2 separate regions of the Homo sapiens genome follow, and region 1 is linked to region 2. A link is a loop called in an ENCODE intact Hi-C map of the cell type or tissue named here. Cell type or tissue: PC-3. All regions are shown on one strand. Links, peaks and the distances in the headings refer to the core of each region. The heading gives the core; the rest is flanking DNA. Region 1 overlaps PLCL2 (phospholipase C like 2). Region 2 overlaps PLCL2 (phospholipase C like 2).

Region 1 (2,925 bases), core at 316-2,815, 110 kb after region 2:
GAGGAATCTTATCTACCATCCCCAGATGTCCTGAAAGGGAAAATACTAATTAAAGCAAAGAAGCTGTCCTCAAATTGCTCTGGGGTAGAAGGAGATGTTACTGACGAAGATGAAGGAGCAGAAATGTCTCAGAGGATGGGAAAAGAGAACATGGAGCAACCCAATAATGTGCCTGTGAAGCGATTTCAGCTTTGTAAAGAACTGTCTGAACTGGTCAGCATCTGCAAATCAGTTCAGTTCAAAGAATTTCAGGTGTCGTTTCAGGTTCAGAAGTACTGGGAAGTCTGTTCCTTTAATGAAGTGCTTGCCAGCAAGTACGCCAATGAAAATCCAGGGGACTTTGTAAATTACAACAAACGTTTTCTTGCTAGGGTTTTTCCCAGTCCAATGAGAATTGATTCCAGTAACATGAATCCTCAAGATTTTTGGAAATGTGGTTGCCAAATTGTAGCCATGAACTTTCAGACACCAGGACTGATGATGGACCTGAATATTGGCTGGTTTAGGCAGAACGGAAACTGTGGCTATGTCCTCCGGCCAGCCATCATGAGGGAGGAGGTCTCCTTCTTCAGCGCCAATACAAAAGACTCTGTCCCAGGGGTCTCACCTCAACTTCTTCACATTAAAATCATCAGTGGGCAGAACTTTCCCAAGCCCAAAGGATCAGGTGCCAAAGGTGATGTGGTAGATCCTTATGTCTATGTTGAAATCCATGGAATCCCTGCTGATTGTGCAGAACAAAGGACAAAAACAGTGCACCAGAATGGAGACGCTCCCATTTTTGATGAAAGCTTTGAATTTCAAATCAACCTGCCTGAACTGGCCATGGTGCGCTTTGTAGTGCTGGATGATGACTACATTGGGGATGAATTCATCGGCCAGTACACAATTCCCTTTGAATGTTTACAGACGGGCTACCGCCATGTCCCCCTGCAGTCCTTAACTGGAGAGGTCCTTGCACATGCTTCTTTATTTGTCCACGTGGCTATTACTAACCGAAGAGGAGGAGGAAAGCCTCATAAAAGGGGCCTTTCTGTGAGAAAAGGGAAGAAATCCAGGGAATATGCATCTTTGAGAACACTGTGGATTAAAACCGTGGATGAGGTATTCAAGAATGCCCAGCCCCCTATACGGGATGCCACAGATCTGAGAGAAAACATGCAGGTGCGTGCTTGTGTTTAATCATTTACTCAATGGTTTTCCTACTTTGTACATGTCCATAGTTTATAAATATATTGGTTTTTTAATAATAGTATATTTAAGTAGTTTTTAAATTCTGATTAGTTCTTAGAATGTTTGCCACTAGTCTGTTTTTTATCATTTAACTTCCTAAAGGTACAGTTGATGTTGAAAATATTGATTACATATTGGGATAAGTGAGTCTCGTTGCTGTGTTACACACCTTCATCCCAGTCCCTGTTAATGACTGCTGAACAGTTCCTTGTTTTTTTCTAATAGTATACATGGGAATCTCTGGGATTTCTGAATATTCCTTACCTGGAACACAAATTGATGATCTATCAAAATAAAAAGGATATAGGTCAAAGTAAAATGGATGTGATCCAGTCCTTTCTTACGAAGCTGTAATGCTGAGGAGATGGGAAACCTTTAAATGAGCCATAAATATATGTGTATGCATAGTGAGCCTCCTTTTGATTTGAGAGGATAGCTAATTCTGTAAGTAAAAGAGATGTCTGTATTTATTAGAAGTTTAAGATAATAATTACCTCTGAAATATATAATGGCTAAAAGCAGTCAGTTAGGAATTACATATTTAATTAAGGATCGCCCACACATCTAGCCATACGCTAGGACCCCTGAGTGACACAGAGCTAGACAGCAAGGGCCTGCCTCATGCAGACAGCAGCCCTAACCTGTCATAGTGTGTGAGAAGTGGTGTGTGTGTGATAAGTGCTCCATGTCTGTTTATTTTGTATTTTAAAAATTATATTTTAAAATGACCAATGAGAATGATGCCAACAAATAAAATCTGACTGAGAAAATTCAACGTTTTTTCCCTATCAACTAATTCTATGTGTACTTCGTGAATAAAAGACCTTCCCACAATAAGGAAATTTGTTTTCTTTCTCTTAAAGTAAAAGCATAACAGACATATGAAGGGCTTTTCCCTGTTTTTGAGGGTGAAAGTGGTTTGGTAAACCCTCAGCTCTGAGCAAGCGCATTGTCCACTGCCCAGTGGCTGCTGTGGTGTGTGTGACACAGAATTCCTTTGAGGATTTGTCAGAGCTCAAGCATTGTCTTTTCCAAAGCCTCATCTGCACTGAACCTGACAAAGCAGTCGGTAGTGATACTGAATGAGCACCTGCCATGCACAAGCAATCTAGGCCATGAAGATGCAGTGGTGAACAAACAGATTGACTGCCTGCCTTTAAGGGGCTTGCATGCTAGTTGGGGGCAGGCAGTGGGAAGGGGAAACAGACAGGAGGCAGGCAGATAAACAAATAGAACAACTGCAGGTATGAGTAAGTGGTGTAATAAGAGTGACTGGGGAACTGCACTTTAAATATCACAGTCATGATTGATTTCTGTAACTGTCAATATCAAAGTGATTTGAGCCAATGATCTATAGTTTGATGTCCATATTTAAAGCAATATTAATAAAAATGAAATGTTTAAATTTAAAACTAAAGTGTTCATTCCCAAGAACCTGCATTATTTGAGAGCAGAAGGCACAGGCCTGCAGGGCCTAGGTCCACCCCCTCTGCCCGCATGCCCGGCCTAGACCAGGACCCAAGTGTGCCTGAAATAGCCCACCTGACTCTTATTATGATTATAATTGGCCTGTTATTACTCACGGTGACTCAAAGCATGGGCCTTAACATCAGCAGCTTTCAGGTAAAATCTTGACTCCTTCACTTACTAGCTGTGTGACGCTAGACAAACAGAGAAGGATTATAGCTAAGG
Region 2 (2,925 bases), core at 184-2,683:
TCCAGGCCCAGCCAGGGCACCATTAACCATCTTCTGCTTTGGCAAGAATAATCCAGATCCACCTGGAGAGGCTTTTGGGCTAGGGAGGACTTTATATGCAGCAGGACTGCATTAATGACTTTCAGGCCCTTTTCCTTTGTAGGCTCCTTCCTCCATAAAAAAAAAAAATTGAAAATTATATTTTATGACTGTGTTGGTCAGATCTGTTAATATTATATATTAAAACGTTTTATCTGAGCTAAAGGTCCTTTTTTCCCTTCTGATTTTAAAAGAAATTAAAACATTTGTGTGAGCCCCTAAAAATATTGTGGGGCTGTAAGCATTGTGCCTGTTGTACCCAGTGAATAAGTTGGCCCTGAGGTGTGCAGATCATCTCTTGATTTTTTTTCTAAAATGTATAAGGAAGATGTGGAATATACAAGCGAATATGTTCTTTTTACTCTCAATCTATTATTTTTGAATAAAGTTGAGAGAAGGCATTAAGCATATTATTAATTTACATTTCAAAGAAACAATTTTGAATTCGTTAATGTGGAACTTATATTTTTGATATAGATTTCTTGTATTGTTAATTTTTGCAAAGATAATAATTTTCAAAATTTTAATCAAATTTCAGTTTTTAAAACTAAAATTTTACTGTATTAATATCAGTAATGAATATTCTACAGAGTTTGAAAAGATTTACTCTTCTGAGTGTATTTGCAATGAAAAATATTTTAAGCATTCTTTCCAGTTTATTTTGTGAATATATGTAATACTTTTTACATAATAAATTATTTTCTAAAATAAAGCTTCATAAATTAGTTTTATGTAATAACTTGTATGTCTTTTCCTGATTCTGAGAAGTTTTCTATGAATTCTTTGAGTAAAAATCTATTTTAAAAGATAACAGGCAATAATTTGTGACTAGGAAATTTCAGAGTGGCCAGGAAAAACATGCTAAAAATAGAAACTGTTTGTTTACTCTGTGCTCCACCCAGTCTAAAACACAGCCATGTGGTTGCAGACTTGGGGAAGGCCCTGTGGTAACTTGGAAGGTGTTTTTTCCCCGCTGAGTTGCAGAGTTTAAGAGATCATTCTTATAACTTCTGAATCCTGTTTCCTTTCTTTAGCAACTCAGATAAATTATTTTTGCAAGCTGTTATCTGAAAATGAGTTTGACCATGTTCGTTTAGTTTTTAGTGTCTTATCATCCTCCTTTCTACTTATATATTTAATTTAAGCCCTGTTTCATGAAAGGAAATTTTGAGATTGGAGGTTTTACTAATAACTTATACCTCAAAATTTGTCAGTTTATAGTTTAAACTTTCCGGTGTTTTTCATGATAGTCTAAAAAAATAGCCACTTATTTGTTCATTTTGTTACAAAAGGGGCTAGATTATGAATTTAGTTCTTGGGTAGGCTTATCACCTAGGAACAACACAACTTTATAGGACTGAATGTTAACCAGACAAGCCTGTGATTTGTGTGCACAGATAACAGAAACCATAACCACCAGAAAGGCAGCCCAGTGATACCAGTGTTGGGTCAGCCACACATTTTATTAGTCAGATGCTTGGAGCACCTACCACTATTCAGGACTCCTTGCCCAAATGCTGTTGCTTTGTTAACTCTGTGCTAAGGTGTTAGGGCATTATGATGCCCAGTTCCCCAGAGCACTCCATTAGGGGCTTAGGCTTTGGAGTAAGCTGGCTGGTGTGAGTCAGACTGGGGGGTCACCTATTGGCCTTAGTTTCCTTATCTCTAAAATGTATATAATGATGAGATTAGTTTCATTGGGTTTTTGAGAGAATTAATTGAAGTCATGCAAGTAAAGCACAGCTTTCAATAATTATTAGCAATTTTTTTTTTGGTATTAACGTACAGCATAACAAAAGTCTAGATTTACTTCAGGAGTTGTGCCCTTGAAGTAGAATTTGGTTGTTTGCTTTACCTGCCTTCATAATGACTGCACGAAAGAAATAAATATCAATTCATTTCATTGTATTCAATTTGTTTTATTTCAAAACAAGTTAAATGAATCTTTAATTTTTTTTTATTCCAATGATATGTATTCATGTCAATATTTTATTCCAGATGATGTTTAAGCAAATATAAGTGAAAATACTGTGTGGGCTGATTTGATACTGTTTGTCATTCCTATTGTATGTTTGACTCCCTACCTCCCTTTCGTGGGTTTTCTGTCTCTCTATTTAAACTTTTTATTATGGGAAATGGACACAAATAGAGAGAATAGTATGATAAACTCTTATATACCCATCTCCCACCTTCAGCAGTTATCAGCTCATGGCTAATATTGTTTCCTCTGCATTCCTATCCACTTATCCCCATCCTGTGTTATTTTAAAGCAAATTCCAGACACCGTATTATCCATAAACATATTTTTACCATCCACAATATTATTATATCTGTAAAATAATAATAATTCCTCAATATCATCAACTATCAACAGTGTTCCAATTATTTTTAAGAGGCATAGCTTTAAAAAAATTAGTTTGTTTAATTTAGGGTCCAGTTAAGATCCCATACGTTTCAATGGTTGACGTGTCTCTTTTTTCTTTTAATGTACCCTAGTCAGTTCCTCATTGTCTGTGGGCAGGAGGATATAACATCCCTGGATTAGCTGAGAGCTATTAGTAGCTAACACTAAGGGCAGTTGCAGGGATTTGGACAGGGCACCCACCACATCCACTGCTTGGGGGAGGTGGTGGATAATCTTCAGGCACAGGGAACAGCATAAGCCGGGACCCGTGAATGCACAGCACAGCATGTTTGGTGGAGTGACAAAGGTTGGCAGTCTGGGAGGTGGGCAGCTCAGGTTGGGGTGTTGGGGATTGAGGCTGTGTTCCAGGTGGTTTATTATACATTTTTGGTGCTGGGCTTAAAAATAGCTTGTTTATTCAGATGAAGATGAAATTAATAAAA

What was found. A loop is a pair of places that touch in the nucleus more often than their neighbours do. Peaks named below come from ENCODE experiments on the same cell type or tissue, not always from the same donor. Only the 100,000 strongest peaks of a DNase experiment are listed, where the experiment ranks them.
Region 1: a loop joins it to region 2, with 2.1 times the contacts of the local background. A loop is called at or near these places in 9 of 110 quality-filtered maps.

What each region holds. Positions count from the first base shown.
Region 1 is chr3:17,010,997-17,013,921 of GRCh38, forward strand. PLCL2 (phospholipase C like 2) reads left to right here. Exons shown (of 6, transcript NM_001144382.2): 2 at 1-1,164. Among named protein-coding and RNA genes, the nearest start is that of PLCL2-AS1, 42 kb to the right of the region's middle. RefSeq lists a silencer at 2,121-2,415. In PC-3, for the core only: no CTCF peak of the experiment used is centred there; no DNase peak of the experiment used is centred there.
Region 2 is chr3:16,905,909-16,908,833 of GRCh38, forward strand. The region is part of intron 1 of PLCL2 (phospholipase C like 2); the gene reads left to right. Among named protein-coding and RNA genes, the nearest start is that of PLCL2, 22 kb to the left of the region's middle. In PC-3, for the core only: no CTCF peak of the experiment used is centred there; no DNase peak of the experiment used is centred there; H3K4me3 peaks cover 296 bases; H3K27ac peaks cover 1,548 bases.